Linked DNA regions of Homo sapiens: region 2 is linked to region 1. Evidence: chromatin contacts called from ENCODE Hi-C data. All regions are on one chromosome and are shown on one strand. The core of a region is the stretch at or near the end of the contact, and the rest is flanking DNA. Distances in the headings are between cores, read along the strand shown. Region 1 overlaps LOC105377921 (a long non-coding RNA gene). Region 2 overlaps CRYBG1 (crystallin beta-gamma domain containing 1).

What was found. A loop is a pair of places that touch in the nucleus more often than their neighbours do. Pooled maps may share reads with other maps.
Region 2: a map of colonic mucosa shows a loop between it and region 1 (4-fold over the local background). The contact joins two enhancer-like sites. A Hi-C loop is called at or near these places in 2 of 168 maps with a recorded cell type or tissue (HCT116 and colonic mucosa), 3 of 37 single-sample maps with no recorded cell type and 14 of 50 pooled maps.

What each region holds. Positions count from the first base shown.
Region 1 is chr6:105,481,071-105,484,381 of GRCh38, reverse strand. LOC105377921 (a long non-coding RNA gene) reads right to left here. Exons shown (of 2, transcript XR_942832.3): 2 at 3,076-3,311. Among named protein-coding and RNA genes, the nearest start is that of PREP, 80 kb to the right of the region's middle. Within about 2 kb of position 1,986, at least 5 of the 41 ENCODE cell types and tissues checked have a DNase peak (open chromatin) inside an H3K27ac peak, as active enhancers do.
Region 2 is chr6:106,560,392-106,563,540 of GRCh38, reverse strand. CRYBG1 (crystallin beta-gamma domain containing 1) reads right to left here. Exons shown (of 22, transcript NM_001371242.2): 19 at 2,615-2,738; 20 at 2,041-2,199. Among named protein-coding and RNA genes, the nearest start is that of RTN4IP1, 68 kb to the left of the region's middle. Within about 2 kb of position 1,685, at least 4 of the 41 ENCODE cell types and tissues checked have a DNase peak (open chromatin) inside an H3K27ac peak, as active enhancers do.

The DNA.
Region 1 (3,311 bases), core at 737-3,236:
GGAGAAAGCAGGTGGAGGCAGCAAAGTGAAGGGAAGGACTCCCACACAAACAACTAAGAGTCAAATATAGACACCTGGAGAAGTGATTTATGACACAGATTTTCCTGAAGGAATGAAATCTTAGGGGTTCTCGGGCTTTTAACTTTGTTCCTTTCTTTGTTTGTTACCTCTCCATTTCAAGGAATCTCATGCTTGTAGATTTTTTTAGGAGTCTTGGCTCCCTTGCCAAAAAGCACCAATAAAATGCAGGCAGCCTGGAAAGGTTATAAAAATGCAAGATGAATTCATCAATCAGACAAGGTCTTGTCTGTACGTGCAACAGGGGGTTCACAGACAGGCTTCAGGGACTTGGTGGAGCTCCCTAACAAGATGTGTAACTTCTGTGTGTGTGCATTCTTCTGGATTTTATAGCTTTTATCAGATTCTCAAAGGGGCCTGTAACCCAAAAGAAGAATAAGGAATATAACTGTATAGAAATCTGCACACAGACCAAAAAAAAAGCAAAACTCACACTCACATTTTAATGGATGCCCCTCAGAATGATCCCAGACTCCATGAAATTCTGCTCTTAGAGAAGCCAAACAGAGATATCAGATTATTTCAGTACATCATGAGTCAGACTGTAGCCTTCTCTTTTATCATGCAATGACTCTTTGAACAGAGAGCTGCAAGACGTTTTTTGTTGCATTTTGCACTGCTGTGATGGCATAGGGCACCCTTCTCAAACCTCAACGTGCTGTCCTTGAGCAGGTTCCAAGCTGATTAACCTCCATTAACCAGCTTTCTTCACCGTGCATTAAACAAACAAGATGAATTACGCTCAAAGATCCAAAAGCAGCAGCAATCATTTTTGTTAGTTTTTCTTAATAGATTAAGCAGTGGAAAATAGAAAAAAAAAATGCTGAACTTTGGGACTTGAAGACTTACTCAGCACATTTGGTTGTTATCAAAATTAAATCATGAAAGCAGAGTTTTTTATACCACTTCATGTTTGTGGTGGTTATTAAATAAACTCTCCAGTTTTTCATTTCTTTTGAAAGGGGATTTGTTTAAATACTACTTATTTGAAGATTATTAAGTCTCCAGAGTTCAGGGATAACCAGGGCGATAATGCCATGGTGATGCTATCTAACTTCTTTTATGGCATCAGCTTTCCCATAGATTTTATTCAACAAATGACTTGGTTGTGAAGAAAAGCTGTTTATTAATCTGTCTGTCTTAGCCTTCACCTCCCAACCAGACAGTTAATCGTCCAAGGGGAGTTTGAGGGATAACTAGAGAACACACATCATCTATAAGTAATCCCCTCGTCAGATGGCATGTGGTCCAATGTCACTATGATTTTCCTTCTGAGCTGTTAACTCCCATTCTTCCTGCCTCAGAGAGGCATAAATGTGTTTTTAAAATTCATGAAAAACAAGATGTGTAGCTAATCTAAGAAATAATGTAAAACTTGCCTGCATTGGAGGAGGGGAGTGGGGGGGGGGGCCTTCTGTTGCTTTTGAGACTATAAGGAATTTATGTGATTGGTCGATGTCTTTGTGTCCTTATTGGAATGATTAGACAGGTCTTCAGGAAAACAGTTTTCAAAAACTGAGGTTTGGCATTTTTTGGTTTTTTAATTTGACTCCCTACCCAAGACCATTTTTAAAAAGTATTTCAAATATAACCACAAACTGTTCAACCAACTGAAAATGAAAGTAGGCCACTTAGAGGTTTTTGTCTAAACTAAAGCAAAATGTCTTGAGCTAATAATTTTAACCATTGGGAGTTTGCTGGTCATAAAAGCAGTTACTTTGGAATTAAGAAATAATAATTTTAAGTATTACATCAGAATTTGTAATTTTTCTTTTACGGGATATACAGATTATAGTTGGTTTTGGGTCTTTTGGGTTTTTTTTTTTTTTTCTTTCCTTCCCCTTAGGACTAAACTGACCTTCCTGAGCAGTGAAACCCCAGACTTGGACTTGGGCCAGCTGCCTTTCAGCACATCATTAAGAACTTGTGGAGATGCTGTTTAAATGTGAATTTTCCAGCACTCCTTCACCAGACAGATAGACAGTGCTAAAGCAGTCGGGGCATGTTTGACACATCCAATTTTTAAAAGCAAGAAAAGAGAAAAAAACTTAAAAAATATGTATATCAAAGTGAAAGTTAATGAATAATGAGGCCATTTGTCAGATACGCACAACACCTTTCAAGACGCTCTAGATAATAGCAAATCTGCGAGTCAATTTAAAGGATGAACAAGGCTTCAAATAAAGATGTCTTCATGATTTCCGAAGAAAGCAAGCATTCCAGAAATAAAGGGAGACCACTCACACCCCCTATATTCTGATGACTTAGGATCCCCTCAGGTATTGTCGAGGTCCACTATGGGACCTGATTAACCCAAAGAGTATTATGATACATATGCATACCAAAAAAAAAAAAGAAAAGAAAAGAAAAAAGAGAAGGCAGAGAAAGGGAAAAAAATGAAAAATCTGTATTTCCATTAGGTTGATAATGACATTTTAAGCCCGCTATAGGTCAAGACATGCAGATAAAAATAATAAGGTCAACTCATGAGCAGTGTTTTGGAGGTGAGCCATACCACCACCCAAGTGAATGGTGAACTGCACTTCAGCTAGCAGGTCTAGTCTTTGATAAATAATAGCAGCTTTCCTCTATTGTAGTCTGTGATGGCAGTTGAATATCTAACCATAAAATAAAGCAGAAGCAGCCAGGTGATTTGAGGCCATTTCTCTCATTTCACAGAATTATATCAACATGTTCAAAAACACAATGTATGAGCCCATATTCACAGCCAATTCTCAATTACCTGTAACTATGTTCCCACCTCCACTGCTAACCCAAAGTAATATCTAATTGATTTTGGAAGACATTTCAAATTGCTATACCTTCTGCCATGCATTGTGCCTAATTTCATTTTACTACCTTAGCACACTCTGATGGAATTGGAGGACTAAATGATAATCAACAATAATGACTGAAGAAGTGGCCTGAAATGCTTAAAGTAATGATGAAAGTTTACAAAATAGACGACCAATACAAAGATAATGACACATGCAAACATTTTGTTTTTACTGCTTTATTTTTTTATTATTTTTATTTTTTTTTTAGGTGGAGTTTCACTCTTTTTGCCCAGGCTGGAGTGCAATGGCACCATCTCAGCTCACCGCAACCTCCATCTCCTGGGTTCAAGCAATTCTCCTGCCTCAGCCTCCCGAGTAGCTGGGATTACAGGCATGTGCCACCACCCCGGCTAATTTTGTATTTTTAGTAGAGATGGGGTTTCTCCATGTTAGTCA
Region 2 (3,149 bases), core at 436-2,935, 1.1 Mb before region 1:
CGTCAGAGACTTCTGCCCTTTGCAAGACTATCTTACTAGTAGGGAAAGCCTCATAACATTAGAACTGCCCATCATATTTTTCCCTGTCATAAGTGACCATGATCCCAGGCAGGTTCTGTAGCTATATCTCCCTCTGACATCTCCACCTCTGCTTGGCCTGACCTTCCAGTATATGACTGCACCTCTAATTTTGTAGCACTGGGTGGCTAAAGGGCATTTTATCATTTTAAAACTCGGAATTGCATTTATTAGCATTTGTCTTTCCTTCATGAGAATTAAAATTTTCTAAACAGGCATGCTTTCCAGCTATGAAAACAGAAAAATGCAGACTCACTAGAGGGTGTTTTAATGCAAAGATTTTATGAGCCCTTCCCTGAAGTGAATCTACCCTTAATATATAAATAATGTATGGCAGTCATGTTCACATGCCATTAACAAAAATTACTGGCCAGGTACAGTGGCTCACAACTGTAATCCCAACTCTTTGGGAGGCCAAGGTGAGAGGATCACTTGTGAGACCCTATCTCTACAGAAAAGTTTTAAAAATTAGCCAGGTATAGTGGCATGCACTTGTGGGCCCCAGCTACTCAGGAGGCTGAGGTGGGAGGATCCCTTGAGCCCAGGAGGTCGAAGCTACAGTGAGCTGTGATTGCACCACTACACTCCAGCCTGGGCAACAGAGCTAGACTCTGTCTCAAACACAAAAACAAAACAATGTTGCTATAAAAATGCCTGTTAAAAGTGTATTATTGTAGGCCAGGCGCAGTGGCTTATGCCTGTAATCCCAGCACTTTGGGAGGCCAAGGCAGGTGGATCACGAGGTCAGGAGATCAAGACCATCCTGGCCAACATGGTGAAACCCCGTCTCTACTAAAAATACAAAAAAGTTAGCTGGGCGTGGTGGCACACGCCTGTAGTCCCAGCTACTCGAGAGGCTGAGGCAGGAGAATCGCGTGAACCCGGGAGGTACAGGTTGAAGTGAGCCGAGATAGTGCCACTGCACTCCAGCCTGGTGACAGAGCAAGACCCCGTCTAAAAAAAATTAAAGTATATTATTCTATATTGAGATGAAAGCACTGTGATAATCTAGGAGACTTTTTCTCATTGACCTATTGAATTCAAAGTTGTTAAATAACATCACTGAAATGTCTGTTAGAAATAACTGCTGAAAGACACCATTTTCTTGGATTAAGACAATTCAAAGGCAGAAAGCTTCTTTTCATGATTCCATATTACAACTACTTCTGTTCCTCCTGCTAGTTCTTCTATGCATGTCCAAACAGTACTTCTGTTTACTGAAAGAATTCCCCCTCCAGCACAACAGACCCAATTAACGAGTTGTACTCCTTTTCGCAAGGCTGTGTTCCTTCTGCTGACTCACGGGGCACCAGGTTTTTTTTGGTTTTTTGTTTTGTTTTGTTTTGTTTTTTTAAAGAAAATCAGGAGCCAACGGTCAAGCTCACAAAATCAAGGAGTAAAAAAGTTTTATCTACCATAGAAGCATGAGCTTCTTTCATAAAAATCTTACTACAGTCAGCTTTTAAGTGTCTGTTAATAGTAGGAATGATGCAGGAGGGACATGGGCCATTTTCTAATTTACAACGTATGACACTTAGGAAATGGACTGTGCAGCACACAGAGGGATCTCTTTACCCTTCATCCCGTTCTGTGGATTTCCCCAAAACAAACCAAGAGTGATTTTTGTTGACAGGGCTGGAGCTTATAGTTTGTTTCTGTAACAGTTACATTAAGGAAAAAGGGAAGAATAACACACTTCCTTTTTCTACTACTATATAAAAATCAAGCATAGAAATAAATATTCTATCTTGGATCAGTGCTATATTTACCTTTCATTTTAAGTTCCTAGACTGGTTCTATCAGAGCTAGGATATACTGTCATGAAAAAAACAAATTCATTTCTGAAAGTACTCCAGGAATTGTGAAATTGCATCTACTTGAAGAAAAGATCAAAAGCATATGAAAGGATGAGTCACCTCCTAGCAAAGCCATCACAGGCCCCCGTGGAATCCTAAAGCTCACCCTGCATTTGATACATCCTTCTTGATAGATCCAAATCTGATCATCGGCCCCGACATCCTCCATGACCTGTATCCTCAGAAGCTTCAGATCCTCTAAGTTTCCATTGGTTGACATGAATAACCCTGTTGCTTTGTTTCGAAGTCTGAAATAAATTCGCTTCTAGAAGACAAAACCCCCAGCAGTTGTTATACCAGATGTGCTGCTGGAAGCACTGAACAAGCATGAATATCAGGAAGAATCCAAAGTGAGATATGGATTAAGGGTAATTACCATACTCAAGAGTCTCAGAGGTTTTAAATTTTCTCAATGAGAAGAGTTTGACAAAATGTCAAAGCGCCTGAGGCAGGGTGCCTGCCTGTGGATAACTGCGTTTGATGTTCAGTTTGATGGCCTTCTGAAGCAGCCACACCTCTTAGCACCAGAAACTGAGCCCAGATTATTGGGGCAGGGAAGGAGTTTATAGGGTGAGGCCAGTTATAAACTTTGAATAAAAAAATTGGATAAAAAGTTGGATTGCATTTACAAAAAAATTTCAGAGAAGAGTCTATGCAGAGCATGGAGAGGAAGAAAATACCTGAACAAAAGGTCGTAGAGAACCTATTTGGCGACAGCCACTGAATTCATACCAATTAGGTACTTCTGCAGGTGACAATAGGAACTGTCGCCCTCTGTAACTGCCATATTCATAAGTAACCCATCTGAAAACAAAAATAACCACAGTAAGTGGCAATTTTCATTTGACAGTGGACCCCAATTACATTTATTTTTAGAATGCTTTCCATTTCTAGACTGAACTATATACTTTTAACATACATTGGGGGAAAAATGATCTTTTCTAGAACACTTAAAAGAAGTAATTTCTTGACAAATAGCAAATTTTTGTTACATGAGTACTTATGCCAAAAAGTTCCATTCTTGAAGAGAAATAGGTAAGTTTTTTCCTCCGTAAAGCAGTGAAATATTGTCTTTTAGTGGATTCCTCAGTTCTTCCTGGGAACTATTCATAAAATAGCTTCAGTTGTAATAATGGGTCTTTAAGTTGTTAATATTTCCAAAGCTCTTAGTAGGTGCTAAATAGGGTTAAATAAAAAGTTTTGTCTGCAGTGAGA